Linked DNA regions of Homo sapiens: all the other regions are linked to region 1. A link is an interaction called in ENCODE POLR2A ChIA-PET data of the cell type or tissue named here. Cell type or tissue: HepG2. All regions are shown on one strand. Each heading gives the region's core, and the rest is flanking DNA. Links, peaks and the distances in the headings are about the cores only.

The links. Peaks named below come from ENCODE experiments on the same cell type or tissue, not always from the same donor. Only the 100,000 strongest peaks of a DNase experiment are listed, where the experiment ranks them.
Region 2: POLR2A ChIA-PET joins it to region 1 with 6 read pairs; 2 of 35 experiments call an interaction of 5 or more read pairs at or near these places.
Region 3: POLR2A ChIA-PET joins it to region 1 with 7 read pairs; 4 of 35 experiments call an interaction of 5 or more read pairs at or near these places.
Region 4: POLR2A ChIA-PET joins it to region 1 with 5 read pairs; 4 of 35 experiments call an interaction of 5 or more read pairs at or near these places.

Annotation. Positions count from the first base shown.
Region 1 is chr22:50,696,983-50,704,701 of GRCh38, reverse strand. SHANK3 (SH3 and multiple ankyrin repeat domains 3) reads right to left here. Exons shown (of 25, transcript NM_001372044.2): 13 at 7,141-7,145; 14 at 6,987-7,138; 15 at 5,899-6,012; 16 at 767-842; 17 at 454-536. Among named protein-coding and RNA genes, the nearest start is that of SHANK3, 28 kb to the right of the region's middle. RefSeq lists enhancers at 1-397, 1-1,126. In HepG2, for the core only: a CTCF peak has its summit at 4,668 (motif pointing right); DNase peaks (open chromatin) are centred at 4,141 and 4,661; H3K4me3 peaks cover 1,421 bases.
Region 2 is chr22:50,371,881-50,379,599 of GRCh38, reverse strand. PPP6R2 (protein phosphatase 6 regulatory subunit 2) reads right to left here. Exons shown (of 24, transcript NM_001242898.2): 2 at 7,450-7,580. Among named protein-coding and RNA genes, the nearest start is that of MIR12114, 32 kb to the left of the region's middle. In HepG2, for the core only: no CTCF peak of the experiment used is centred there; no DNase peak of the experiment used is centred there.
Region 3 is chr22:50,753,796-50,761,514 of GRCh38, reverse strand. It overlaps the pseudogene SNRPA1P2 and the pseudogene RPL23AP82. Among named protein-coding and RNA genes, the nearest start is that of ACR, 19 kb to the right of the region's middle. In HepG2, for the core only: a CTCF peak has its summit at 4,307; a DNase peak (open chromatin) is centred at 4,294; H3K4me3 peaks cover 996 bases.
Region 4 is chr22:50,609,594-50,617,312 of GRCh38, reverse strand. MAPK8IP2 (mitogen-activated protein kinase 8 interacting protein 2) reads right to left here. Exons shown (of 12, transcript NM_012324.6): 11 at 7,003-7,101; 12 at 3,335-6,606. The coding sequence ends at 6,534. Among named protein-coding and RNA genes, the nearest start is that of MAPK8IP2, 13 kb to the right of the region's middle. RefSeq lists an enhancer at 7,302-7,719. In HepG2, for the core only: a CTCF peak has its summit at 3,418; a DNase peak (open chromatin) is centred at 3,462; H3K4me3 peaks cover 543 bases.

The DNA of each region.
Region 1 (7,719 bases), core at 1,732-5,731:
GGTTCGGGTGGGGGCGGCTGCCACACAGCAACCTCCGAGTGGCTCAGCACAGGAAAGAGATGACTGCGGGGGGCAGTGACCCGGGGCTGGGGGAGGGCCACGGGGAGCCACAGCGCAGGGACGAGCCGGCCCAAGGATCCTAGACATGACCCTCTGCAAAACTCCCTTTGCCCATGCCAGAAAAGCCCCCACTCGGTTAGACTCTAGAGCAAAGACAGTGGAAAACAACGAAGGGAAGGAATTGCCGCCTGGGCCGGGACGTTGCAAACCACGACGGTCGCGACCGAGCAGAGGAACCAGGAAAGCCGGGGCCAAAAGCGGGAGCCGCAGGGGCAAGGCAGGGAGGGAGTGTGGGGCAGAGCAGAGTTGGGGGCAGAAGCAAGAAGCTGAAGACATCCCTGAGCGGTGTGCAGCCCCTGCCTGCCTGACCCCCGGGCACCCACTCCCCATTACCTTTGGCTCCCCGGAGCACAAAACCAAAGCCCTCGTGGTCCCGTTTCTGCAGGACAGCCACTTTGTCATCAATGACATAATCGCTGATGAAGGAAAGCAGGGAGGAGTGAGGTAAGCCCTGCCTCGAGGTTGGCCGGCCACAGTCCACCCTGCAGTCACCCCGGGACTGACAGGCCGGGCAGCAGAAGAGAGGTCGGCCAGGCACATTCCCTTGCCCTCCTCTGACCTCTTCATACCTGGCCTCCCTCTACACTGCAGGTCCTGCCCCACGTCCCACATGCATGCTCCCGCCAGCCAGGGTCCCTGCACGTACCTGTGTGAGGTGAGGCTGTCGTAGGAGCCCACTGTGTAGTGCCGAAAGAGCCGCTTCGTCCGGTCCTCCCGCGTTTCTGAAGGGAGTATCGGGAGCTGATGGACAGTCGTGGCCTCCAGCTGGCCTGCCTCAACTGCCCTCACCCATGCTGGTCACCAGTCTCTGCCCACACACACCCCCTTGGCCTGGTTGTGTCCAGATGGAAGTAGGGGGCCCCAAATCCTGGAGTCCTGGGTCCAGAGGTAAGAAGGCTGAGGGGATGATGTAGGGAATTCTGACCTCCGTGGGTCAGGGCCCAAGAGGGGGCAGCAGCTCATCTCTTTCCTAAGTAGCTGCTGAACCAGGAGTCCAAACAAGGCCAGAGCCGTCCACAGAGCGTAAGTGAGCCCCAAGGCTGCGAGCAAAGAGGGGGGTGTGCACATACGTGTGTGTGTGAGAGATCCGTGGTCATGTGTAGATGCTGTGCTCATGCACGTGTCTCTATATGAGCCCACTGTGTGCAAGTGCCGTGCTCATGTGTCTGTGTGACCTGCCGTCATGTGCGTGTGAGGTGTGTTCATGCATGTGTGTGTGCACATCTGAATCTGCATTACCCACACTCATGTACAAATGCCGTGCTATGTGCCTATAGGCGCTGGCATGGAAGCAGCGTTCTGTCTTCACCAACTTCTTCACAATAGCTCCTTGATGCTCAACCTCATGGGGTCCCTTGCTTCAGACTAACTGTGAGTGGGGCAGGGGATCTAGGTGTGTGGGCTGGGTCCCCTGCCCTGACCTCGATGCATCCCACAGAGCTTGGTCCCCAACTGTCCTCTTGATCTCAAGTCCCACATGGCCAGCACCAAGCTAGCCAGCTGTCTGCCCACCACTCCACCCTCACTGACCTGAAGGTTCGAGCCACACCTCCAGCCATGACCTCTCTGCTCCCACGAGCTCCTCCAGCTGCCTGCGAGCCCCACCCACCAGCCTTCCCAGCCCCGCAGCTCCACTCTCCAGGACCGCAAAGGCCCCACAGGCAGCACCACCACTGCCTCGCTTTCATCCCTCAGCACCTTCCTCATTTCCTCTCTTGGTAGCATTTCTCAAGATCCATGTTTTCCTTCAGCAAGTATTTATTGAGCTCCTACTGTGTACCAGCTCTGCAAATACAGCAGAGAAGAGAACAAAGTCTCTGCACTCGTGGGGTTTATAATCTGTTCTGGGAGACAGGATAAACAGAGGATAAAGACATAGCATGCGAATGCTGGCAAGTGCTCAGGAGACCAGCGAGCAGATCAGGGAGGGCAGAGAAAGGCACGCAAAGGCCTCACCCCCACGGGAGGGCTGAGCAGAGGCTGAGGATGGGGAGCAGCCTGTGGATATGTGGGCAAAGGGCTTCCCAGGAGCGGGGGTGGTCAGGGGAAGCCCACGGCAGGCATCAGCCTGCAGCATTTGAGAGAGTTCAGAGCCTGTGCAGCTGGAGCAGAGGGAGCTAGAGAGAGTGGCAGGAAATGAGATCAGAAAGATAACCTGCAGCTTTCGATGACCTGTTTCCCCCACTAATTGTGAGCTCCTTGAGGGTAAGGGCCACATGTTCTTTATCTCTGTGATCCTAGCACCCAGCACAGCACCTGGCACGTCACAGGCATTCTGCATGCTGACTAGGAGAGTAAATGGTGGACAGGTGCATCTGAGATAGACGGACAGAAGGGATGCTGACTAGGAGAGTAAATGGTGGACAGGTGCATCTGAGATAGACGGACAGAAGGGTGGATTGAAAGGCACTGGACCAGTGGATGGAGGGAGGGAAGGAGAGGGCCATGGGTAGATAGGTCAAAGAGCAGACAGATACATGGGTAGATGGATGGATGGACTGGGTGTGTAGACAGGTAGGTGGAGAGGTGGATGGATGGAGGAAGGGAGGGGTGGTGGATTGGGTTGGCTGGTGAGTCAACGGTTAAGAAGATGATGGTGGGATGGGTGGGTGAGTCAAAGGATAGATGGCTGTAAACATAGGTGGAGCAGTGGCCGGACGGAAAGAGGAAAGAGTGCCTATTTCTATCAGAAGGCACAGATATCAAAAAAGTATCGGGCTGGATTCCAGGTCCCAGCTACTACGTTGTGTGACTCTCAGTAAGTCAACAGCCCCCTCTAAGCCCGCCCATATAGAATAGAGAAATCCAACTTGGAGGATCCCCTTGGTTCTGATGACCTATATCTTATCCTGGCATTCCCCAACCACACCTGCACCCCTCATCCCGCTGAACCTAAGGCCAGCTCAGGCCAAGCCTCATCACCACTCAGGTGGGGCATCAGACCCCTCCTTTCCTCCATCACACCCTTCTCCACGTCGACAGAGGCACGGAAGTGTCATGGTGCTGCCTGCTGAAGAACCCGCCACACTTGCACTTGACCAGCCTCCTGTTTTCAGATGTTGTCAACCAAACAAATTGTATGGATTACATAACACAAACTCATTTTTCCAGTTTTGTTAATAAGACACATAAAAGCCAGCTGAAGAGAAAATGCCCAACACAGCCATCTCCTACTACCCACCCAAGTGCTGACCTTACTGCAAAGAAAGGGAAGGAGGGAGGGGAGGGAAGGCACAGGGCCTGCTCCTGCTGGGCCTCCAGAACACACCTGACCTCGCTTCTCCATTCCCTCCCTCACAGCTCCACCCTCTGCCTGCCAGGAGGTGCCGTGGGAGACTGCTCTCTGCTGGGTAAGTGACCAGGACTCGCCTCCCGATCCCACAGCAGGCACCGGCTCTGGGCACCAGCCCCTGCACGCACAGGGACTATGTCCCCTCCCTAACCTTTAAGTCCTTTTCTGTCCCCACTCCAGTCCCGGAAATGGATTTTTTTGGGGGGTGGGGGGAGCAGATCTGGGCCTGTTGGAAGCAGGTTCCTGTTCCTGGGCTGCACTCTGGCCTCTGGCAGAACTCGGCCCCGGGATCCCAGAGCAGAGGCTCTGCGCAGTGTGGCCAGCAGGGCCTGCAGCCAAGGTCAGAGGGCACTGTCACTGCTCCCACTCCCTGCCCTTCGCAGGCAGCCTCCGCAGGTCCCTCTCCCGCTGCCCACTCATGAAATACTCCCGTCTACCCCGGGACCTCTGACACTCACTCCCCAGGTCACACACACCATGGCTGCTGGCTGGAGCCCAGACCTGAACCCTCCTCTCCATTGCTCTGCTCTGCCCAGCCCGGGCTTTGATCCTACACAACCTGCACAATCAGACACTGCGGCTGGGTTCCCTCCGCCATGATGCCACACTGTCACTTGACTCCATGCCACCTGACCACCCCGTGGTCCCCACACCAGCCTCGCCCCTCACCCCATGCAGGCGTTTCACTCACATAGAACTTGCTGCCTGTGTTGCAAACAAGACTTTGCCCCTCAGGGCCATGTGACCCCCTAGAAATGGAATAACAACAAGTGGCCCCACCTCTTGGGACTGCTGGGATGAGTCAACGACTTATACGTGTAGAAGTGCTAAAACTGTGCCAGGCACTCAGAGCAGGCCGTGCTGACACACAGCTGTAGAGCGCCACACGGACCCTGCACACACGGCTGTCCCCTCAGCCCCAGCCGCTGACCACCTAGAGGACTCAGCTCAGACAATGCCTCTGTTTTGAGGCCCTCTCTGACTCCTTCAGGCCAGCCCAGGGAGCTCCCACGCTCACACGGCCCCCGTCACAGCCACTGCTCCCACAAGGCTTCCAGCTGAGCCTCCGTGATCCCGGCTCCCAGCACAGGGCCCAGCACATGACAAACACCTAAAAAACATTTGCTGCTCTCCAATTCTGACTCCAGCCTAAACCCCCCTCCCTCCCCGTCAGCTTCAGACGTAGGTCCAAATGCCCCTCACTCCACACAGTCCTCAAACCAGAACCTTCCTCACCACCACGTGGGGGAGCTCAAGACCCGCTCCCGCCACAGGTGTGGATCCCCCTACCTCTCCTTCCCCTCCCCTCTCCCATACTGTCTGAACCAGGGCCCAAATCTCTGAAACCATTTCCCATCTGGACCCTGCCCTATCCACCCTCCGCGGGCTGAGAACAGGGGGCCAAGTCCCTTCCACACTCTAAGCCACCAGTCAGAGCAAGGCAGAACAAGGCCAAGGAAGGAGGAAAGGGCACCGGCCCAGGAAAAGGTCAGTGGCGAAGCTCCTGCCTCCCTGGGCCTCTGCTGAGCTCAGCACAGGGCAGGGGTCCAGGCCGTACAGGGGTGGAGTCGCTGGGAAACTCTCAGAGGTGGGGACACAGAGATGGGGACACAGTAACCCCAGGCCTGAGCCCTTCACATGCAGAGGGAGGGTGCATGCACCCTTGATCCAGACACACCACCGATGGCCCCCAGTGACCATCACTCAGGAGAGGTTTGCTTGGCCCACCAGCTCTCCAGGACAGAAGCACATGCATGGATCTGGGGGCCTCCCGGGACCCCTGAGGGTTCCTTGCAAGGGCACCCCCAAGACACGCACCCAGCTCCAGCCCGGGGGCCCCCAAAGGACCAGATGGTCAGCAGGGCTGGACAGCAGCCACTCACCAACCCAGGAGCTGCAGCCTTCACCTTCACATCCTCCCTGCAGGCTGAGGACCAGCCCAGCCTCACCTGCTGCCCTCAGACCATCCCTGCCCCAGGGCACTCACCAGGGCACCTCCAGGCCCAACTGGCCTCATTTCCTCTTGGCTGCTCCGGGCCTGCCTGCTCTGCCCACTTGGACAATCTGTCCACTTTGGAAAAACGCCTCTTTTCTCACACTGACCTCCTTACATGTCTGCCAGCTACGCAGGAATCATGCGTTCCACACACCTGGTGTTTCTGAAGGACTGTGCTGGTGGGGTGCAAGTCACTGGGAGTCAATGTGGGATCACACAGACAGAGGCCCCGTCACACACGTCCTATGTGTCTCCACTGCACGTGAAGCGTCAGGTTACATACACGCATGTTCCCAAGTATATGCAGAGTGTGTGCACACGTGTCTGTGTCATGTACACAAGTTTGCATCTACTTTGAGTGTTTGTTTGAGTTTACCTCTAGTCTTTTCTCTATGAATATCCATGTGGATTTAGCACCAAGAGAGAACAAAGGGAAACTGGAAGGGGTGGTCCCCTTGGGAGCTGCCCGGGGAGCCGTGGGGTCACTCACCAGGCCGTGTGTCATGCTGCCTCATCTGCACTTCCTCCACGCAGTCGGCCGGGAACCAGCCCGTGCGGCCTTTCACGGTTCCCTCCCAGAAACCGCCCTCCCCAATGCTGAGCACTGGAGGAAGAAGCCAGACAGGCCGTCAGTGGGGAGCAGAGCTGGGCGCCTACCCCACCTCAGGAGCAGGTTCTGCCCACCCACCCCCTGCCCTTTCCCTCCTTCCCTTCCCACTTTCTCCCAGCTTTTTCCCTGGGAAGATTTTGGGATCCACGCAGAAGAGAGAAAGGAACAGATGGGCTCGGCACAGGGTGGGCATGTGGGGGACAGAGAGACACACAGATGGACACACTCGGGGAGGGGCGCAGGCAGGGGCAGGGGCCACACTCCTGCTGCTGCCCCCACCCCCAGCTGACCATGCTCCCCCAGCCCCTTCAACCGACCCCCATCCTGGCTCTGTCACCCACCCAGGGGTCACTGCCGAGAGCTCGGGGTCATCGTGCTGTGGCCAGTGGGTGAGGCCACGTGATGCACCAGCTGGGCTGTTTCCACCTCAGCCGGCCCTGAGGCTAGGAGCCCAGTGATGGCCCCGAGACCCCCAGAATGAGAGGGGTTTGTCATGGCACGCGATCCCCCCAGAACACAGGAAGCCCCGGTGACAGAAGCCTGCATAACACAAACACCCACATGACGGTCACAGACACCCCACGACGGCAAGGGTCCCCCACATCGCAGGGGCCTCCAATGGAGAAGCTGCAGAAGTGCCACGGGAACCCCGCAATGCAAGGAAGCTCTGTAATGGGACAGGGTCCTTCAGGCAGAGACCCCCGGGGACACAGAAACGCCCGTGGCGAGAGAGGAGCCTCCGTGGTGACACAGGGAGCCCGGAACGACAGAGCACCGGAGGGACCCGCACGGCAGGAACCTTCCCCAGGCAGAGCCCTTCACCGTGACACCAGGGATCCCACAAGGGCCCAGGGCCGCCCCGGCAGAGGAGACCCCAGAGCCACTGCCCCGGCCCGGCCAGCACCGCGCGCGGCGCCGCCCCCTCCCCGCGCCGGGCCCGCCCCCCCGCGCCCCCCCGCGCCCCTCACCCTTCACGGCCTCGCCGCGGTGCAGCGGGATCTCGCCTTCACCCTGCGGGCTGTGCGCCTTCACGGCGATGAACTTGCGGCCGGGGACGGCGCTGTAAAGTTTCCGCTTCGGGCCCCGGGGCGGCGGTGCGGGGGGCGCAGGGGGCGCGGGGAACCGAGCTCGAATTCGAATACAGCTCCTGGGCGCGCCAGGCTCGCTCCATGCCGCGGCCGCCCCGCGCCCCGCCTCCTCCACGGCCGGGCTCCTCCCTCTGCGGGCGGTGGTGGCGGCCCTCGCGCCCTCCCTCCCGCCCTCCCCTCGCCGCCGACCCCCGGGAGGGGGAGTTCGGACGCGGACGCGGGACGGTGGTCAGGGCAGCCTAGTGGGAGCGGGGGATGGGGCGGGGGCTTCGGGCACCAGCAAAGCCGCCTGGAGCCGGTGAACGGGAGGGAGGGGCGCCCCCCCCACCCCTCCAGGTCCAGGGCCCGGATCGCTGGGTGCCCAGTCCCCCTCTAGGCCTGGGTCCCCTCGTCCTGGACACCGGCCCCTGCCCACGCCCACTGCGTGATGCCCACCTTCCCCAGACCACTCCCAGACTGGGGTAGAGCCTGAGCTCTCACTCCTCCACTGGGGCTCTGCTCAGAAGCCTGCAGTGGCTCCCTAGTACCCAGGCAGGCCAGAGCCACCCGCTTTTCCAAGAGCCAGGCTCCCTCGGGCTTGGCAGTTTGCTACGCTCTAGTCACACGGGGCACC
Region 2 (7,719 bases), core at 2,206-6,205, 330 kb after region 1:
GAATTTGCTCACATATTTGCTTTGCATTCTTTTTTGAATCTCAGTTCTTCCATTTAGGATCACTGTTTTCTGCCTAAAGTCCATTCTATCTTTTATTTTACTTTGATACGGGGTCTCACTCTGTCACCCAGGCTAGAGTGCAGTGGTGTGATCTTAACTTACTACAGCCTCCACCTCCAGGCTCAAGTGATACTCCCACCTCAGCCTCCCAAGTAGCTGGAACTACAGGCATGCACCACCGCTCCCGGCTAATTTTTTTATTTTTTTGTAGAGACGGGGTTTCACCACATCACCCAGGCTGGTCTCAAGCTTCTGGACTCAAGCAATCCACCCTTCTTAGCCTCTCAAAGTGCTGGGATTACAGGCATGAATCACTGTGCCTGGCCCCTATTCTTGAGAATTGTATTTAGTAAAGGACTGTGTCTTAGCCTGTTTCTGCTGCTATAACAAAATATCTTAGACTGGGTAATTTATAAACAACAGAAAATTATTTCTCACAGCTCTGGGAGATGGGAAATCCAAAACCAAGGCAGCAGCAGATTCAGTGTGTGATGAGGACCTAATTTTCACAGATGGTGCCTCCACTGTGTCCTCACATGGCAAAAGGGACTAACAGACTCCCTCAAGCCCTTCTACAAGGCACTAATCCCATTCATGAGAGTGGAGCCCTCACGGCCTCATCATATTCTAGGCCTCACCTTTTTTTTTTTTTTTTTAATTGGGACAGGGTTTAATTCTGTTGCTCAGGCAGGAGTGCAGCAGTGCAATCATGGCTCACTGCAGTCTCAATCTCCTGGGCTCGAGTGATCCTCCTGCCTCAGCCACCCAAGTAGGTGGGTCTACAGGCATGCCCCACCAGGCCCAGCTAATTTTTTTTTTTTTTGTAGAGATGGGGTTTCACCATGTTGCTCAGGCTGGTAAGCCCCACCTCTTAAAACTATTGCATTGGGGATTAAGTTTCAATATGAATTCTGGAGGGACATAAACATTCAACTACAGTAGATAATTTTTTTTTTTCAGAGTTTTGCTCTTGTTGCCCAGGCTGGAGTGCAATGGCGCCATCTCAGCTCACCACAACCTCCACCTCCCAGGTTCAAGCAGTTCTCCTGCCTCAGCCTCCCAAGTAGCTGGGATTACAGGCATGCACCACCACGTCTGGCTAATTTTGTATTTTTAGTAGAGATGGGGTTTCTCCACGCTGGTCAGGCTGGTCTCGAACTCCCCACCTCAGGTGATCCACCTGCCTCAGCCTCCCAAAGTGCTGGGATTACAGGGTGACCCACCGCACCCAGCCTACAGCAGATAATTTTTTTGAAAGATAATTTTTCCTGATATAAAGTTAGAAGTCAGGAATTGTTTTACTTTCAGCACAATGAAAATATTACTCCACTGGCTTCTGGTTTCCATTGTGGCACTTAAGAAGTCAGCCATCATTCTTACTGCTGCTCAGATAAAGTTGATCTGTGTTTTTCGTTTATTTTAAGAACACTCTTTGGTGCTTTGTAGTTTTACTCTCCTTTGGCTAGCTATAAATTTTATTTTTATTTATCCTGCTTACCATTCATTTGTCTTCTCAAATCTGTAGACTTCTTTTATTTTGAGACGGAGTCTTGCTCTGTCACCCAGGCTGGAGCGCTCAAGCTCAGCTCACTGCAACCTCCGCCTTCTGGGGTCAAGCAATTCTCCTACCTCAGCCTCGTGAGTAGCTGGGATTACAGGTGCGTGCCACCACGCTGAGCTACTTTTTGTGTTTTTAGTAGAGACAGGGTTTCACCATGCTGGCCAGGCTGGTCTGGAACTCTTGACCTTGTGATCCTCCCGCCTCAGCCTCCCAAAGTACTGGGATTACAGGCGTCAGCCACCGCGCCTGGCCTAAATCTGTAGACTTCTTTCACCAATTCTGAGAAATTTTAGTCTTTATCTTTTCTAATAATAAATCTGCCTCATTCTCTCTTTTCTCTTTACAGAACATTAAGTAAACATCCATTAGACATTTGCCCTCGATGTCCCATGTTCTGGCCTATGTTTCCCATCATTTTCTCTGTGCTTCATTCTGGGTAATTCCTTCTGACCTGTTTTCTGGTTCACTGATTTTCACTTCACTGTATATATTTTGTTATTAAACCTGTACACACTGAATTATTATTATTATTATTGAGAGAGGGTCTTGTTCTGTCACCCAGGCTGCAGTGCACTTGCACAATGATGGCTTGACCTCCTGGGCTCGAGTGATCTTCCCACCTCAGCCTCCCAAGTAGCTGGGACTACAGGTGTGCACCACCACGCCTGGCTAATTTTAAAAATTCTTTGTAGAGACAGGTTTTCACCATGTTGCCCAGGCTGGTCTTGAACTTCTGGGCTCAAGTGATCTCCCTACCTCTACCTCCCAAAGTACTGGGATTACAAGCATGAGCCACCTCACCTGGCCTGAATTTGTGATACTGAATATTTTATTCTTTATTTCTAGAAGTTCTACATGGTCCTTTTTCAAATATTCTATATCACCTTTTACTGTTTCTTACAAATATTTTTATGTTGTTAAATATTTATTTCTTTTTATTTTTTATTTTTTTGAGACGGAGTCTCGCTCTGTTGCCCAGGCTGGAGGGCAGTGGTGTGATCTTGGCTCACTGCAAGCTCCGCCTCCTGGGTTCACGCCATTCTCCTGTCTCAGCCTCCCGAGTAGCTGGGACTACAGGCGCCTGCCACCGCGCCCGGCTAATTTTTTGTATTTTTAGTAGACACGGGGTTTCACCATGGTCTCCATCTCCTGACCTTGTGATCTGCCCGCCTCGGCCTCCCAAACTGCTGGGATTACAGGCGTGAGCCACTGCACCCAGCCAAATATTTATTTCTTTAAAAATAAGAAGCACACTCAGCCAGCATGCTAGATCACGCCTGTAATTCCAGTACTTTAGGAGGCCGAGGTGGGCAGATTGCTTAAAGCCAGGAATTCAAGACCAGCCTGGGCAACACGGCAAAAACCTGTTTTTACAAAAAATACAAAGAATTAGCCAGGTGTGGTGGTGTGTGCCTGTAGTCCCAGCCACTCAGAAGGCTGAGACAGAAGGATCACTTGAGCCCAGGAGGCGGAAGTTGCAGTGAGCCAAGATCACGCCACTGTACTCCAACTCCAGCCTAGGCGACAGAGTAAGACCTTCTCACACACATACAAAAAGTACACTTTTTTTATAGTCTGTTTCTAACAATTCCAATACCTGAAGTCTTTGAGGAAGTGTTTCTACTGGTTTTCCTGTTTTCATTTTCTGGGGGTTTTTTTGAGACAAGGTTTCACTTTGTCACCCAGGCTGGAGTGCAGCGGTGCAATCATAGCTCACAGCAGCCTCAAACTCATGGACTCAAGCCATCCTCCTGCCTCAGCCTCCCAATATGCTGGGGTTACAGGCATGAGCCACCACACCTGAACTGTACTGGTTTTAACTCAGAGTGGCTTATTTGCTTGTGTGCTTAGTCATTTTTGTCTGTGTACTATTAATCACTGTCTTTAAAAAATATCTGCAGGCGGATCACCTGAGGTCAGGAGTTCAAGACCAGCCTGGCCAACACAGTGAAACCCCGTCCTTACTAAAAATACAAAAATTAGCCGGACACACGCCTATAGTCCCAGCTACTTGCAAGGCTGAGGTAGGAGAATCGCTTCAACCTGGGAGGCAGAGGTTGCAGTGAACCGAGATTGTGCTACTGCACTTCAGCCTGGGATACAAAGCAAGACTCCATCTCAAAAAAAAAAAAAAAAAAAAAAAAAATCTGCAGGGATTCTTTGTATCTTAGGATGAAGGTAACTTCTTCCAGAGAGGTTTTATCTTTGTTCCTGTCAGATGACAAGCTAGAAACACCTTGAATTAAATTCATGCCCGATTTCCCTGAACTACCAGGCAATGTAACTGGGCTAAAAATCCTCACAAAGGCCAATACAGAGCTACAATTCTCAGGAACAGGTTTTTTTCCCTTTTCATCTTTTTGTGCTACATTTAGTAAAAAGACAACCAGATGAGGGCAAGGAACGGTGTGAGGCACATGTGCCTCTAGTCTGCCCTCACACCTTGAGGATAGAGCCCTTCAGAGTTCCATCGGTGTGGGGAGGGTCTCCTTTAGGCTATTTACCTTGAGAGGAATCGAGCTTAACTACTGTTCTTTTCACAAATCCTCTAAACTCAAAGCCCCACTTTGTCCACATGAGCAAATGCCCTCAGGACAAAAGCAGACCCCATTCTATGGTGTTTAAATTACCTTTCTGCGTTATTTTCAGTTAGATTTTGATCCAAAAGTTTCCTGCTTTTTTGTCAGTTCTTTTATTTATGTTTTTTCATCTAACAATTGTGGCTGTTTTTCTGGGGTGGAGGGTGGGGGAGTAGAAGGTAGTCTAACCTAGCCTAACATTCTCAGAAACATAAAACCTTGCCATTTTTCTTGCAAAATTTATTTGATAACACGATTCTATAATAAAACATACATGCTCTCGTCGCTTTGAGGAATTATTCTACTCTCTACTGGCTTCCATTCATGCTGCTGAGACATCTGTTGTCAACCTAGCTAATGTTCCATTTTAGGTAATCTATCTTTTAACTTTACCTTAACACCTTCTTTTTGTCTTTGGTGCTATACGATTTCAGTGTATGGGTGTGGGTTTGTTTTTTTCTTTTTCTCTTTTTTTTTTTTTTTTTTTTGAGACAGAGTCTCGCTCTCGCCCAGGCTGGAGCGCAGTAGCGTGATCTTGGCTCACTGCAACATCCATCTCCCACGTTCAAGCAATTCTCCTGCCTCAGCCTCCTGAGTAGCTGGGAATACAGGCGCGCACCACCACGCCCGGCTAATTTTTGTATTTTTAGTAGACACGGGGTTTCACCGTATTAGCAAAGATGGTCTCAATCTCCTGACCTTATGATCCGCCCACCTTGGCCTCCCAAAGTGCTGGGATTACAGGCGTGAACTACTGCACCTGGCTGGGTTTGTTTTTTTCTAAAAATATTGATTGGGACATATTGTGATTCCTAAACCTATGGATTTAGGTCTTTTATTAGTTTCTGAAAGTTCAAAGCTATTAATACTTCGAATAATACATCTCTTCAATATTCCTGATTTTTTCATTCTAGAATTCCAGCTACATATTTACTACCATCACTGATCTCTCAGGGCTGCACTTTGGATAATGTCTTTCACTGTGTTTCACTTTACCAATTCCATCTGCATCTGTGTTTAATCTGTTTAATCCATATGTTGAATTTTGGTGGGTTTCTTTTTTTTGAGACAGGGTCTGGCTCTGTCACCCAGGCTGGAGGGCAGCGGCACGATCTTGTCTCGCTGCAACCTCCACCTTTCAGACTCAAGCCATCCATCCGCCCAGCTGGGTCATCTTAATTTTTAACGCATCAGAGTGCTCACAGAAATTATATTTGGCCAAGCGTGGTAACTCACACCTATAATCTCGGCACTTTGGGAGGCCAAGGCAGGAGGATCACTTCGGCCCAGGAGTTCAAGACCAGTCTGGACAACACAGTGAGACCCCATCTCTAAAAAAATTGTTTTTAAATTAGCCATGGTGGGCTGGGTGCGGTGGCTCACGCCTATAATAATCCCAGTAATTTGGGAGGCTGAGGTGGGTGGATTGCTTGAGGTCAGGAATTCAAGACCAGCCTGACCAACGTGGTGAAACCCCGTCACTACTAAAAACACAAAAATCAGCCAGGCATGGTGGCTGGTGCCTGTAATCCCAGCTATTCGGGAGGCTGACGCAGGAAATTCGCTTGAACCCAGGAGGCGGAGGTTGCAGTGAGTCAAGGTCATGCCATTGCACTCCAGCATGGGCAACAGAGCAAGACTCTGTCTCACAAAAAAAAACACATAAAAATATATAAATAAATAAATTAGCCGTAGTGGTGCATTCCTATAGTCCCAGCTACTGAGGAGACTTAAGTGAGAGGTTCCTTTCAGCCTAGGTGTACATGGTTGTGGTGAGCTATGATCACACCACTGCACTCCAGCCTGGGTGACAAAGTGAGACCTTGTCTTGAAAAAAAATAAAGAATAAAGAAATTAGGCTGGGCGCGGTGGCTCACGCCTGTAATCCCAGCACTTTGGGAGGCCGAGGCGGGCGGATCACGAGGTCAGGAGATCGAGACCATCCTGGCTAACATGGTGAAATGCCGTCTCTACTACAAATACAAAAAAAATTAGCCGGGCGTGCTGGCGGGTGCCTGTAGTCCCAGCTACTCGGGAGGCTGAGGCAGGAGAATGGCATGAACCCAGGAGGTGGAGCTTGCAGTGAGCCGAGATCGCGCCACTGCACTCCAGCCTGGGCGACTGAGCAAGACTCTGTCTCAAAAAAAAAAAAAAAAAAAGAAAGAAATTATATTTATTCTAATTTATCCAGCATCTCACTGAACTGCAATGGAAGAGCCTCGTAAGAGTATCTTATATTGCTGGAAGCAGAGGTCCTTCCCTCCCCTTTTCATTTTCTGCGTAACTGTGTGGTTTGAATGGCAACTGTGACAGTGTATATGCTGTATCTCACATGTTCCCTGCAAGTGAGACGGAACATATACCTCATTAAATATGTGCAAAACTGTTCCTGTTTTGTCAGAATTAAACTTTGGACAGGGCGCGGTGGCTCACGCCTGCTATCCCAGCACTTTGGGAGGCCGAGGCGGGCGGATCACAAGGTCAGGAGTTCGAGACCACCCTGGTCAATATGGTGAAACCCCGTCTCTACTACAAATACAAAAATTAGCCAGGTGTGGTGGTGCGTGCCTGTAGTCCCAGCTACTTGGGAGGCTGAGGAAGAAGAATCGCTTGATCCCGGGAGGTGGAGGTTGCAGTGAGCCGAGATCACACCACTGCACTCCAGCCTGGGCAACAGAGCAAGACTCCGTCTCAAAAAAAAAAGAAGAATTAAACTTGGGCTTGGAAAGACCAAGCAACTTGCTCAAAAACATGCAGAGCATCTCAAAACCAGACACAGGAGGATCAAAAACCACCAAAAGACAACAGACCATGAGCACATCTGTTTTTTTGTTTTGTTTTGTTTTGTTTTGAAACAGAGTCTTGCTCTGTCGCCCAGACTGGAGTACAGTGACACGATCTCGGCTCACTGCAACCTCCATCTCCTGGATTCAAGCGATTCTCCTGCCTCAGCCTCCTGAGTAGCTGGGATTACAGGTACACACCACTATGCCCAGCTAATTTTTGTATTTTCAGTAGAGACGGGTTTCATCATGTTGGTCAGGCTGGTCTCGAACTCCTGATCTCATGATCCACCCACCTCGGCCTCCCAAAGTGCTGAGATTACAGGTGTGAGCCACAGTGCCCAGCCAGCATATCTTCTAAACTACGTTTTTCGCTGTGACCCATCTTTGAACTTCCACCTGTACAGAACTTTTACATAAATTACACAATAAAACAGAATCAAATTGAAAAAGAAACTTATCTTACCTTCTGTGGAAATCTCTTGTTTAAATCATGTATTCAGGCAAAACAGAAAAACATTTGTGGTTTTTTTCTTGGAGTATATGCAGCTTTAAGAAAATTTTTTTCATTCAGTGGAAGATTTATAATCTCTTTACCTGAAAAATAAGAGGAAAAATCTTGCTTTAAGTTCTTCCTCGGTAAAGTTAACTTATCAAAATGGCAGACAACAGGAAAAGGAGGCAGGGTGCGGTGGCTCACACCTTTAATCCCCACAGAATGGGAGGCCAAGGCGGC
Region 3 (7,719 bases), core at 2,558-6,557, 56 kb before region 1:
AACGGATCAAGGTTAATGTCATCACTGTTGTCATATGTATGTTGTAGACTCCTGATAGGATGTGATGAGGATAATTTGTCTCTATGAGACTCTTTCCCAAAATTCATAATCCCAATATAATCATGAGAAAAATATTACACAAATTCAAATGGAGGGATATTCTACAAAATACCTAACTATCCCTCAAATTTGTCAAGGTCATATAAGAGCAAAGAAAGACTGAGAAATAGTCTCAAACTAGAGGAGTAAATCTGTAACAATCTGTGACTACTATAAATCTAAAGTTGTTCTAAAATAGTTTATTTAATACACCAGATTAACAAAGTAAAAACAGAAAAATTACATGATCATCTCAATAAATGTAGGAAAAGCTGGCAAAATTCAACACTCATTACTGTGTAAAAAATAAAAATATAAACCTCTTAGCAAAAATATAAACCTCTATATTTTTCTTAGAGAATAAAATATCCTCAGCCTAATAAATGGTATTTGTGAAAAACCCACAGTTAACATCACACTTAATGGCAACAGACTGAAGCTTTTCATGCTTAAGCTCAGGAACAAGAATGTCCACTCTCACCACTTCCATTCAGCATTGTACTGTGAAATAAGGCAAGAAAAACAAGGGCTTTCAGATAGAAAAACATAAATAAGGTTGGGCATGGAGGCTCACACCTGTAACCCCAGCACTTTGGGAGGCCGAGTTGGGTGGTTCACCCGAGGTCAGGAGTTCGAGACCAGCCTGGCCAACATGGTGAAACCCCATCTCTACTAAAAATACAAAAATTAGCCAGGCGTGCTGGCACATGCCTGTAGTCCCAACTACTCGTGAGACTGAGGTAGGAGAATCACTTGAACCTGGGAGGCAGAAGTTGCAGTGAGCCAAGATTGTGCCACTGCACGCCAGCCTGGAAGACAGAGCGAGACTCCATCTCAAAAATAAAGAAAGAAAGAAATAACACTGTCTTTATTCACAGAAGACTTGATTGTCTATGTTGAAATCCAGTGGCAGCTACAAACAGAGCACCAGAATTAACAAATGAACTTGGCATGGTTTCAAGATACATGGGAACCACACAAAAATCAATTGTATTTCTGTATACTGGCAGTCAACAATTGAATATCAGAATATGAAATATTTAGAAATAATTCTGACAAAATATGTGAAAAACCTGCACACTCAAAATTACAAAACATTGCTGAGAGAAATTGAAGCAGCCCTAAATAAATGAATAGATACCCTGAGCTCATGACTCAGAGGACGCAGTACCGTAAATAAATGAATAGATACCCTGAGCTCACGACTCAGAGGACGCAGTACCGTAAATAAATGAATAGATACCCTGAGCTCATGACTCAGAGGACACAGTACCCTAAATAAATGAATAGATACACTGAGTTCATGATTCAGAGGACACAGTACCCTAAACAAATGAATAGATACCCTGAGCTCATGACTCAGAGGATGTAGTACCCTAAATAAATGAATAGATACACTGAGTTCATGATTCAGAGGACACAGTACCCTAAATAAATGAATAGATACCCTGAGCTCATGACTCAGAGGACGCAGTACCCTAAATAAATGAATAGATACCCTGAGCTCATGACTCAGAGGACGCAGTACCCTAAATAAATGAATAGATACCCTGAGCTCATGACTCAGAGGACGCAGTACCCTAAATAAATGAATAGATACCCTGAGCTCATGACTCAGAGGACGCAGTATTGTTAGGGTGTCATGTCTTCCCAAATTGATCTGCAAATTCAACACAATCACAATGAAAACATCAGCAGATTCTTTTAAGTTAATTCTTTCAATTGGCAAGCAAAAATTGTATATATTTCTGATATACGACATGATGTTTTGATATATGTATACATTGTGGAATGGCTAAATCAAGCTATTTAACATTATCTCACATAATTATCATTTCATTTTCTTTATAGTAAAAACACTTAAAATCCACTCTCTTGGCAATTTTTATGTGTACAATACATTGTTATTAACTATAGTCACCATGATGTGTAATACATGTCTTGAACTTACTGCTCCTGAATAACTGAAATTTTGTGTCCTTTGACCAAAGTCTCCCAATCTTCCCACCCCCCAGCCTCTGGAAACCACCATTTTACTCTGTTTCTATGACTTAGACTTTACTACATTCCACATATAAGTGACATCATGCATCATGTATCTTTCCGTATCTGGCTTATTTCACCTAATGTCCTCCAGTTCATCCACATTTTCACAAATAATAAAATCTCCTTTTGATGGCTATGTAGTATTCCACTGTGTATATATATCACAGTTTCTTGATCCATTCATCTTGTTGATGGATGCTTAGGTTGATACCATATCTTGGCTATTGTTAACAGTGCTGCAATGAACAAAGGAATGCAAATATTTCTTTAACATACTGATTTCCTGTTGAAATCTATATTCCTTTACATGTATACCCAGTAATGGGATTGCTGAATCTCAGCAGAATTTTTTTTTTTTTTTGAGACGGAATCTCGCTCTGTTGTCCAGGCTGGAGTGCAGTGGCACAATCTTGGCTCACTGCAAGCTCTGCCTCCTGGGTTCACGCCATTCTCCTGCCTCAGCCTCCTGAGTAGCTGTGATTACAGGCATGCACCACCATGTCCGGCTAATTTTTGTATTTTTAGTAGAGATGGGGTTTCACCTTGTTAGCCAGGATGGTCTCGATCTCCTGACCTCATGATCCGCCCACCTCGGCCTCCCAAAGTGCTGGGATTACAGGCGTGAGCCACCGCGCCCGGCCAGAATTTTTATTGTAGAAATCAACAGACTCATGCTAAAATTCATATGGAAATACAAAGGACCTAAACCCGTCAAAACAGCTTTAAGAAAACACAGATGTTGGAAGATGTATACTACCTGATTTCCAGACTTATTATAAACCCATTTGCAGTAAGATGGTGTGGTACTGGTGTCAAGATAAACAAATACATGAAAGGAACAAAATAGCTCAAAAGCAGAGCCAGACATATATGAACGACTGATTTTCTTCAGAGGTACAAAGGCATTTCAATGGAAAAAGGAGAATCTTTTCAACATATAGTGCTGGAGCAATTGGACATCATATACCAAAGAATTTTCAGCCGGGCACGATGGCTCATGCCTATAATCCTCAGCACTCTGGGAGGCTGAGATGGGCAGATCACCTGAGGTCAGGATTTCAAGACCAGCCTGGCCAACATGGTGAAACCCCATCTCTACTAAAAATACAAAAAAATTAGCCAGGCGTGGTAGTGAGTGCCTGTAATCACAGCTACTCAGGAGGTTGAGGCAGGAGAATCACTTGAACCTGGGAGGCAGAGGTTGCAGTGAGCTGAGATCATGCCACTGCACTCCAGCCTGGGCAACAAGAGTGAAACTATGTCTCAGGAAAAAAAAAAAAAAAATTTCAATCCAAGTTCATACCAAATACAAAAATTAACTCAAAATGGATCATAAACCTAAGTGAAAAACCTAAAATTCTAACATTTCTAGAATAAAACATAAAAGAACATTTTTGTGACCTTGGGTTAAGCAAAAATCTCTTAGACCATACACCAAAAGCATGATCCATGATTTCAAGATACATGATAACCACACAAAAATCAATTGTATTTCTGTATACTAGGAATCAACAATTGAGTATCAGAATATGAAATACTTATAAATAATTCTGATAAATAAATAAATAAATAATTCTGACAACATATGTGAAAAACCTGCACACTCAAAACTATAAAACATTGCTGAGACAACTGAGGAAGTCCTAAATAAATGAATAGATATACCAAATAATATGTAACAATAAAGAATACAGTGATTAGTTGTACTCCCTCAAAGTTTAAAACTGCTGAGCTCCAAAAGACACCGTTTAGAGAATTAAAAAGCAAGCTCTGACTTGGAGAAGACATTTACAATGCATACAGCTGACAAAGAACTTACATTCAGCACGTAAAAAGAACTCTCAAAACTCTATAAAAAGATGACAACAGAAGTTTTTAAATAGGCAAAAGATTTGAACAGACACTTCCCCAAAGAAGATATATGGATGACAATGAGCACATGAAATATGCTTCACATCACCAGTCATTAAGCAAATGCAAATTAAAACCACAATGAAATATTATCACACACCTATCAGAATGACTAAAATTAAAAAGACTGACCAGGGTGGTGGAGCCAAGATGGCCCAATAGGAACAGCTCCGGTCTACAGCTCCCAGCGTGAGCGACGCAGAAGACGGGTGATTTCTGCATTTCCATCTGAGGGTTCATCTCACTAGGGAGTGCCAGACAGGGGGCGCAGGACAGTGGGTGCAGCGCACCGTGCACGAGCTGAAGCAGGGCGAGGCATTGCCTCACTCGGGAAGCGCAAGGGGTCAGGGAGTTCCCTTTCCGAGTCAAAGAAAGGGGCGACAGACGGCACCTGGAAAATCGGGTCACTCCCACCCTAATACTGCGCTTTTCCAACGGGCTTAAAAAACGGCACACCGGGAGATTATATCCTGCATGTGGCTCGGAGGGTCCTACGCCCACGGAGTCTCGCTGATTGCTAGCACAGCAGTCTGAGATCAAACTGCAAGGCGGCAGCGAGGCTGGGGGAGGGGCGCCCGCCATTGCCCAGGCTTGATTAGGTAAACAAAGCAGCCGGGAAGCTCGAACTGGGTGGAGCCCACCACAGCTCAAGGAGGCCTGCCTGCCTCTGTAGGCTCCACCTCTGGGGGCAGGGCACAGACAGACAAAAAGACAGCAGTAACCTCTGCAGACTTAAATGTCCCTGTCTGACAGCTTCGAAGAGAGCAGTGGTTCTCCCAGCACGCAGCTGGAGATCTGAGAACCGGCAGACTGCCTCCTCAAGTGTGTCACTGACCCCTGACCCCTGAGCAGCCTAACTGGGAGGCACCCCCCAGTAGGGGCAGACTGACACTTCACACGGCCGGGTACTCCTCTGAGACAAAACTTCCAGAGGAACGATCAGACAGCAGCATTCGCGGTTCATGAAAAACCACTGTTCTGCAAACACCGCTGTGGATACCCAGGCAAACAGAGTCTGGAGTGGACCTCTAGCAAACTCCAACAGACCTGCAGCTGAGGGTCCTGTGTGTTAGAAGGAAACTAACAAACAGAAAGGACATCCACACCGAAAACCCATCTGTACATCACCATCATCAAAGACCAAAAGTAGATAAAACCACAAAGATGGGGAAAAAACAGAGCAGAAAAACTGGAAACTCTAAAAAGCAGAGCGCCTCTCCTCCTCCAAAGGAACGCAGCTCCTCACCAGCAATGGAACAAAGCTGGACAGAGAATGACTTTGACGAGCTGAGAGAAGAAGGCTTCAGATGATCAAACTACTCCAAGCTACAGGAGGAAATTCAAACCAATAGCAAAGAAGTTTAAAACTGTGAAAAAAAATTAGACAAATGGATAACTAGAATAACCAACGCAGAGAAGTCCTTAAAGGAGCTGATGGAGCTGAAAGCCAAGGCTCGAGAACTACGTGAAGAATGCAGAAGCCTCAGGAGCCGATGCGATCAACTGGAAGAAAGGGTATCAGTGATGGAAAATGAAATGAATGAAATGAAGCGAGAAGGGAAGTTTAGAGAAAAAAGAATAAAAAGAAACGAACAAAGCCTTCAAGAAATATGGGACTATGTGAAAAGACCAAATCTACATCTGATTGGTGTACCTGAAAGTGACGGGGAGAATGGAACCAAGTTGGAAAACACTCTGCAGGATATTATCCAGGAGAACTTCCCCAATCTAGCAAGGCAGGCCAACATTCAGATTCAGGAAATACAGAGAACGCCACAAAGATACTCCTCGAGAAGAGCAACTCCAAGACACATAATTGTCAGAATCACCAAAGTGGAAATGAAGGAAAAAATGTTAAGGGCAGCCAGAGAGAAAGGTCGGGTTCCCCACAAAGGGAAGCCCATCAGACTAACAGCGGATCTCTCGTCAGAAACTCTACAAGCCAGAAGAGAGTGGGGGCCAATATTCAACATTCTTAAAAGAATTTTCAGCTTTCCACAGCGCGGGGGAACGGGAGGCCGCAGGATGGTCAAGCTGACGGCGGAGCTGATCGAGCAGGCGGCGCAGTACACCAGCGCGGTGCGCGACCGGGAGCTGGACCTCCGGGGGTATAAAATTCCCGTCATTGAAAATCTAGGTGCTACGTTAGACCAGTTTGATGCTATTGATTTTTCTGACAATGAGATCAGGAAACTGGATGGTTTTCCTTTGTTGAGAAGACTGAAAACGTTGTTAGTGAACAAAACAGAATATGCCGTATAGGTGAGGGACTTGATCAGGCTCTGCCCTGTCTGACAGAACTCATTCTCACCAATAATAGGCTCGTGGAACTGGGTGATCTGGACCCTCTGGCATCTCTCAAATCGCTGACTTACCTAAGTATCCTAAGAAATCCAGTAACCAATAAGAAGCATTACAGATTGTATGTGATTTATAAAGTTCCGCAAATCAGAGTACTGGATTTCCAGAAAGTGAAACTAAAGAGCGTCAGGAAGCAGAGAAAATGTTCAAGGGCAAACGGGGTGCACAGCTTGCAAAGGATATTGCCAGGAGAAGCAAAACTTTTAATCCAGGTGCTGGTTTGCCAACTGACAAAAAGAAAGGTGGGCCATCTCCAGGGGATGTAGAAGCAATCAAGAATGCTATAGCAAATGCTTCAACTCTGGCTGAAGTGGAGAGGCTGAAGGGGTTGCTGCAGTCTGGTCAGATCCCTGGCAGAGAACGCAGATTGGGGCCCACTGATGATGGTGAAGAAGAGATGGAAGAAGACACAGTCACAAACGGGTCCTGAGCAGTGAGGCAGATGTATAATAATAGGCCGTCTTGGAACAAGTCTTGCTTTTCAAACATAGTATAATAGCCTTGTTTGTGTTAGCAAAGTGGAATCTATCAGCATGGTTGAAATGCTTAAGACTGCTGCTGATAATTTTGTAATATAAGTTTTGAAATCTAAATGTCAATTTTCTACAAATTATAAAAATAAACTCCACTCACTGTGCTACCAAAAAAAGAAAAAGAAAAGAATTTTCAACCCAGAATTTCATATCCAGCCAAACTAAGCTTCATAAGTGAAGGAGAAATAAAATACTTTACAGACAAGCCAATGCTGAGAGATTTTGTCACCACCAGGCCTGTGCTAAAAGAGATCCTGAAGGAAGCACTAAACATGGAAAGGAAAAACCAGTACCAGCCACTGCAAAAACATGCCAAAATGTAAAGACCATCAAGGCTAGGAAGAAACTGCAGCAACTAACAAGCAAAATAACCAGCTAACATCATAATGACAGGACCAAATACACACATAACAATATTAACTTTAAGTGTAAATGGGCTAAATGCTCCAATTAAAAGACACAGACTGGCAAATTGGATAAAGAGTCAAGGCCCATCAGTGTGCTGTATTCAGGAAACCCATCTCATGTGCAGAGACACACATAGGCTCAAAATAAAGGGATGGAGGAAGATCTACCAAGCAAATGGAAAATAAAAAAAGGCAGGGGTTGCAATCCTAGTCCCTGATAAAACAGACTTTAAACCAACAAAGATCAAAAGAGGCAAAGAAGGCCCATTACATAATGGTAAAGGGATCAATTTAACAAGAAGAGCTAACTATCCTAAATATATATGCACCCAATACAGGAGCACCCAGATTCATAAAGCAAG
Region 4 (7,719 bases), core at 1,318-5,317, 87 kb after region 1:
GATTCTCCTGCCTTAGCCTCCAGAGTAGGTGGGACTACAGGTGCGTGCCACCACGCCTGGCTAATTTTTTTTTTTTTAAGACGGAGTCTTGCTCTGTCACCCAGACTGGAGTGCAGTGGCGTGATCTCGGCTCCCCAAGTAGCTGGGACTACAGGTGCCCGCCACCAGGCCCGGCTCATTTTTTGTATTTTTAGTAGAGACGGGGTTTGACCGTGTTAGCCAGGATGGTCTCGATCTCCTGACCTCATGATCCGCCTGCCTCAGCCTCCCAAAGTGCTGGGATTACAGGTGTGAGCCACTGAGCCTGGCCACGCCTGGCTAATTTTTTATATTTTTAGTACAGATGGAGCTTCATCATGTTGGCCAGGATGGTCTCAATCTCCTGACCTCATGATCCGCCTGCCTCAGCCTCCCAAAGTGCTGGGATTACAGGTGTGAGCCACTGAGCCTGGCCACGCCTGGCTAATTTTTTATATTTTTAGTACAGATGGAGCTTCATCATGTTGGCCAGGATGGTCTCAATCTCCTGACCTCGTGATCCCCCCGCCTTGGCTTCCCAAAGTGCTGGGATCACAGGCATGAGCCACCAAGCCCGGCCCTATTTTATTTTATTTCTTTTGAGATGGAGTTTTGCTCTTTTTGCCCAGGCTGGGGTGCAATGGCGCAATCTCGGCTCACTGCAACCTCTGTCTCCCGGGTTCAAGCAATTCTCCTGCCTCAGCCTCCCAAGTAGCTGGGATTACAGGCGCCTGCCACCACATCTGGCTATTTTTTTTTTTTTTTGTATTTTTAGTAGAGATGGGGTTTCACCATGTTGGCCAGGCTGGTCTCAAACTCCTGACTTCAGGTGATCCACCCACCTCGGCCTCCCAAAGCGCTGGGATTACAGTTGTGAGTCATCGTGCCCAGGCTCAATAAGGTATTTTCAAATTAAGGTATATACTTTAAAAGCTATTGCACATTCAATAGACTACAGTATAGTGGAAACATAACTTTTTTTTTTTTTTTGAGACAAGTTCTCACTCTGTCATCCACACTGGAGTGCAGTGGTGTAATTACAGCTCACTGCAGCCTCAACCTCCCAAGCTCAAGCAATTCTCTCACCTCAGCTTCCTGAATAGCTGGGGCTACAGGCACATGCCACCACACCCAGCTAATATATATATATATATATAAAATATGCATGTATTTATATATATTATATACATGTATATCTATATACTACATACGTGTATATCTATAAAATATACAGGTATACAATATATATACAGACCGGGTTTTTTTATGTTGTCCCTGCTAGTCTTAAACTCCTGGGCTCAAGCGATCTGCTTGCGTTGGCCTCCCAAAGTGCTGAGATTACAGGCATGAGCCACCATTCCTGGCCAACATAACTTTTATATACGCTGGAAAACAGAAAATTTGTGTGGCTCACGTTGTTGCAATCTTAGTGTGGTGGTCTAGAACCAAACCTGCAAAATCTCCAAGGTATGCCTGCAGCGACCTCTGCTATTTTGCTTTTATCTTTTGCCTTAAATTCTTCTTGATTCCCCTAACCTCCCTCTGCCTTCAACCCTCAAGTAGAAGGGAGACTGGAAAAAATACACCAAAATATTAGAAACAGTTATCTCTGGGCCATAAAAATACAGTTGATTTTAGCCTTTCTTCTATCATCTGCAGTCTCCAAAATGTCTATGATATGTGTTACTCTTTATAGGGAACGTAATTTTTTTTTTTTTCTTTTAGACAGAGTCTCACTCTGTCTCCCAGGCTGGAGTGCAGTGGTGCGGTCTCCACTCACTGCAAGCTCCGCCTCCCGGGTTCACGCCACTCTCCTGCCTCAGCTTCCCGAGTAGCCGGGACCACAGGTGCCCACCACTATGCCCAGCGAATTTTGTTTTTGTATTTTTAGTAGAGACGGGGTTTCACCGTGTTAGCCAGGATGGTCTCGATCTCCTGACCTGGTGATCCACCCGCCTCGTCCTCCCAAAGTGCTGGGATTACAGGTGCAAGCCATCACGCCCAGCCAGGGAAAGTAATATTTTTAAAAATAGGGAAATCCTACTTTTATAGTGTTTATAAAAATAATAACTTACTCAAGCACTACCCTTGGCCTGTCTGACTGGCAGATTCATTTAAGCCTTATGATAACCTTATGGGGTGGTATTTTTATTGTAGCCAAAATAACTTTTTTGTTTGAGTTTGATTAATTTATCTTAACTTTTTTATCTTTAGTTTTTCTGTGGATATTTCCATTTGCACTTGGAGGTCTCTAATAAGTAGCAAATAATACTTCAAAAAATTAAGACATATTTGCTGCAGGAAAAAAAGGAAGAGAAACACCCTCAGCTCAACTTCAGCAAAAATGAGGTGGTTTTTTTTTTTTTTTTTTTTTTTTTTTTTTTTTTTTTTGAGACGGAGTCTTGCTCTGTCTCCCAGGCTGGAGTGCAGTGGCGCGATCTTGGCTCACTGCAAGCTCCGCCTCCCAGGTTCATGCCATTCTCCTGCCTCAGCCTCCCGAGTAGCTGGAACTACAAGCGCCTGCCACCACACCCGGCTAATTTTTTGTATTTTTAGTAGAGATGGGGTTTGACCGTGTTAGCCAGGATGGTCTCGATCTCCTGACCTCATGATCCGCCTGCCTCAGCCTCCCAAAGTGTTGGGATTACAGGCATGAGCCACTGCGCCCGGCCAAAAATGACTTTTAACATTTTTTGTGTTTCAGCATTTTTCAACATATAGTTTCTAGAATGCTACATATGACCCTGCCTATTTTCTTTCTTTCTCTTTCTTTCTTTCATCTCTCTCTCTCTCTCTCTCTCTCTTTCTCTCTCTCTCTCTCTCTTCTTTTCTTTCATTGTGGTTACAGGGTCTTGCTCTTTCCAGCCAGAGTGTGGTGGCATGATCATGGCTCACTGCAGCCTCAACCTCCTAGGCTCAAGCTATCCTCCTCCCTTACCCACCCAAGTAACTGGGACTACAGGTGTGTGCCACCACACCTAGATAATTTTTGTATTTTTTTTTTTTTTTTTTTGTAGAGATAGAGGTTTCGCTTTGTTGCTCAGGCTGGTCTCGAACTCCCAGACTCAAGGGATCTGCCCACCTTGGCCTCCCAAATTGCTAAGATTACACAGTAGCATGAGCTGCTGTGCCCAGAAATTTATTTCCACTTAATAGCATAACAGAAATTTTCTGTGTAATTACAAACATTGGAACTTTTTTTCACATCTACCCAATATTTCAATTAGGTAAATATACCTTAATCAATTAACCCTATTGGTCAATATTCAGATTACTTTTATGCTTACATTATTTCAAAGAAGAATGCAATAAACACTTTTCTGTAGAACGCGTTTTATTTAGAACGCCATCCTTGGGCTAGATTGGCGGAAGTTGGAGGCGTCATGCAGCGCCTCCTGCCTGGGAGCCAGGCGATCCGCCAGGTTCTGGGAGGACCTAAGGTCAACAGCCACGCCTGCTCTCTGGGCTCACAGTCAGCAGCCGCTACCAGGAGAGCAAGTCCTCAGAAGGCCCGAGACCAGGGCCCGGGAGCGCCCACAAGGACGGGAGGTCACCCAGTGACAAACAGGGAAGGGCAGCAGGTGCGCCCAGGAACCCAGAGGCTCCCAGAGCAGAAGTGGGATGCAGGGGTGGGGGCGGGTCATGCTGAGGTTCAACAGGGACCTGCTTCCTGGTTCAACAGGGAGCTGGCCAGAGAGAGGGATCTGCTGAGGCTTCTGTTTAAAAACCCTGGCCTGGGTGTGGGTGCAAGTGGATTTGCAGGTGCAGTGAGGCAGCGGCCGGAGCAGGCTGTTGCACGAAGACCCAGGAAAGTCAGGGTGGTTTGATCCAGGCAGAAGAGGGGGAAATGGAGCCTGGGGCAGACGTAAAGGTGCTGGGGTGAGGATAAGGGTGACAGGAGGGAGGAGTCTGGGGTGACCAAGGCCTGCAGCTCAGGTGACTGGGAAAAAACATAAAACAGAACACAGATGAATGCAGGGGTCGGGACGAAGGCTCCTGTGAGTCTGAAGTGACTGTGAGTGGCACCCTCTGGCCAGCCACAGTGGCTCTCACAGCTCATTCTGCAGAGCACCGGCCCAGTGATGAGCCGAGGAAGTGCCCCTGGAGGTCAGCTGGATCTGCCCAGTGGTCTGCACAGGGGGCGGCTGCCAGGGGCCTGAGCACAGGGAAACCCTCGAAACTGTGGGAGGGATGAAGCCAGAGAGGTAGACCCCAGAACCGACCAAGCCCAGCATGGGGCGTGGAGGGCGGCCAAGCTCAAGAAGACCATGAGATTGGAGAAGGAGCTGCAGAGAGGTGGAAGGCAGACAGGCGAAGGACTCACGAGCACGTCCAACAGCCGTCCTAAGGGCCGGCTGGAGGGAAAGAGACCTGAAGACACGTTGGGGGGCGGGGCCGGGCAGGGGCGGGGCCAGGCCGGGCAGGGGCGGGACGGGGGCGCCGGAGGGCAGGGCTTGGAGAATTCTCACCTGAGTGGAAGAGCAGAGGGAGGAGGTGGGTGGGTGGCAGCGGTTTCCAGGCAGCAGCTACAGGGGACTGAGGGCCACACCCCGAATGCCCTAGCCCAGGGGGCACAAGTTTCAAACGTACACACCCAGTGGGGCTATCTGCCTCTTTACAGCTTTATCTCAATTAGTAGGAAAGTTTTCTCATAAACGTTCTGCGTTTCCGTCGTGCCACTGGTCTGCGTCCTCGGTCTCTCTGGGGCCTCAGGTCTGTGCGCTGCACACGGGCTGAACCTCTGGATCATGATGCACTTCCTAACACTGGGCAGCTATTTCTCTGCTTGTTGGCTCTGTGAAGACGTGTTTTTTACGGACAGCACTTTCTAATGTTTATGTAGTAAGTTTGTGTATACTTCCCTTAGCTCACTAAGGAACCTTCAACTGTTGTCTTCCTGGTGTTGCACGAATCCTGGGCTCAGACAGAGGGACCCCGGCCATGCTGACCCCTGCCTGGGAGGCGGGCTCACCCAGGAGGGCCTGGGAGGGAACATTGCCGGGCATCTGCAGTCACCTAAGCACATAGTGAAAAAGTCACCTATTTTCTTCTGGCTTTCTCTGGAGAATTTTTTAAATATCCATTTTAAGATCTAAGTAGATTGTTTTTCTTTTCCTTTTTCTGAGACGGAGTCTCCCTCTGTCGCCCAGGCTGGAGTGCAGTGGTGCAATCTTGGCTCACTGCAACCTCCGCCTCCCAGGTTCAAGCGATTCTCATGCCTTAGCCTCCTGAGTAGCTGGGATTACAGGTGTGCGCCAGGACACCTAGCTAATTTTTGTATTTTTTGTGGAGATGGGGTTTCACCATGTTGGCCAAGCTGGTCTCAAACTCCTGACCTCAGGTGATACGCCCCGGCTCGGCCTCCCAAAGTGTTGGGATTACAAGCGTGAGCCACCGTGCCCGGCCAGATTGTTCTTCAAGGAGTTCATGCCCCCACTACACACTGACCTGAGCCGTGCTGGCCCCCAGTCCGTGCACGTGGAAAGGACACCCCATTGCACAGCCTCGGATTCCTCTGTGGCCAATCGAGTGTATCTAGGGAGAATTCCCAAGGGTGCTTCTAGATACGGCACCTCAGATAAGGCCCCAGAGCAGCACCGCAGGGACCCCCGGCACAATTTCGGAAAGAGCTAAAAGGGTGAGATTGCCACAACACTCCCGCCACTGGGGACTCTGTCCCTACCACAATGGGCAGCCCCTGGGCACCTGGCCCCATGTCTTAGCACCCTCTAGAAACAGCCAATGTCACACCAAGCAGAGAGTTTATTGAGGCCATGGGCAGGGCCCAGGAACACAGCACGGGGCGTGCGTGGGGTGGATGCACGCTGGACTGCAGGGGTGCGCTAGCAGCGGCAAGCGGAGGGGTATTGGGGGCCCAGGAGGGCCCCCCCTCCTAGCAGCGTCTAGGGGCTTCAGGTGAGCATCAAGAACCACTCCTAGCCTCCGCAGGGCTCTTTTGGGAACCCCTCCCTGCTTCCCCCTGAGCTCCATGTGGGGTGGGGCTGGGGCGAGGGGGCCCCTCTTGTCCCTGTGGTCAAGGATGGGATGATCCCTTGAGATTCACTATAAAAATTAAAATTCCCTTATAAATCGCAGGGGAGTGGCAGGAGGGCATCACTTGGAAGCCGACATTACCTGTCCCTAGAGCCGCACCTCCTCCACACCCCCGAAGTTCTGACCCCAAAGTGAAGAATAGAGGATAAGGTTTGCAGGCACAGAGAGGGGCAGAGACACCAGGAGAGAGAAAAGGGAGACTGGGAAGGGAAGGAGGAGGACAACACAGAGAAAGAACGGATCTGAGGAAAAGCAGGGGCACGGGGGCTCCACTCCCCCGCAGCCCCAACAGCTGCGCCCTGGGGACCGAGGACGAGAGTTCCCAGCCCGCAGACCCCCACAAGCGTAAGGTCCCATGTCCCCCCAATCCAGTCCTTGCCAAAGCCATGGTGGCCTCTTGAGACATCCTCAGCCCCAGCTGCGCCTGGAGCAGACGGCCAGGAGACAGAGCGGTGGGCAGGCTACTCCAGGTAGATGTCCTCCGTGGGGCAGGCGTACGCCAGGTGCTCTTGGTAGTACTCCAGGAAGGCGCGGCTGGGGAAAGACGGTCCTCCACCAGCCACTCAGGGCCGGTCCTCAACCCCCAAACTGCCTTCCACAGAGCCTCTGAGCTCTCCCTCCTTCCTCCCTCTGCAGCCATCCATAACCCCCCACCCAGGCATGGCCATGTCACCCCCAAGTGTGACCCTCAGCTCTCCTGGCCCAGCAATTCTACCCCTGCCAGAGTGCCTGGGCCATGTGTCTGTGCCTGTTCCCACCCCATGCCCAGCACCCCAAACTGTCACCCACCACTGCCCTCTCTACACAGCACATCTGGTTCTCCTTCCCCAGACCTCCCCTGCCAGGCTCCTGCCCCCACCTGCTCACCTCCGCTCCCCACCTCCGTAACCCTGCACCCATTCTGCACCCACACCCTGGGGCCCCACTCACCCCACACTCTGCGCCACCGGCCTCATGGACTCCTGGGAGACAAAGACGTGGCAGGCGAAGCGGCTCAGCAGGGGGTGTTTGGTGATGAAGCCGAAATAGCTGCGGGCAAGTCAGTGTGGAGGGCACGTCAGAGCCCTGGCCCAGCCTTGGCCACCCCACAAATGATGTAGAGAGAAGAGGCAGGAACAAAGGGCTTGGGGAGAGGGTAAGGGACAGGAGTGTGGGGGTCGCACAATTTCAAGATCTGAAGTTGTCTTTTTTTGGTTTCAGCCCAAGCACAGGGCTGGGCACCTACCAAGAGTTCACGCTCTGAGTTAATTCCATGATGACCAGGGGCGTCCACTCTCCCTTCTCTGAGCCGGTGCTGCTACCCTCTGTGGCCCTATTCAGGGCCTGCCCCAGGACCACAGAGCAAGGCCTCTGCCTGGCTACTGGAGACCATATCTCCTGCCAACTCAGGCCTCCTCCTGCGGGCCTAGCAGACTGACAGCCCCTTGCCCAGCTCCGAGGTGGGGCTGGACGTTACCCCTGGTCTGTAAAACCCTCTTCCGGTCTACCCCTCGCTCCCACTGGAAAGCAGCTCCTTGCGGGGCCTCGCTCATGGAGTCACTGCCCAGCTCCTCCACCCAGACATTAGCAAAAATCAAAAATCGTCGTCCAGAGGGAGAGGCAGGCAGAGTTCTGCAGCAGGACGCTGCCCCACCCCCACCCCTGAAA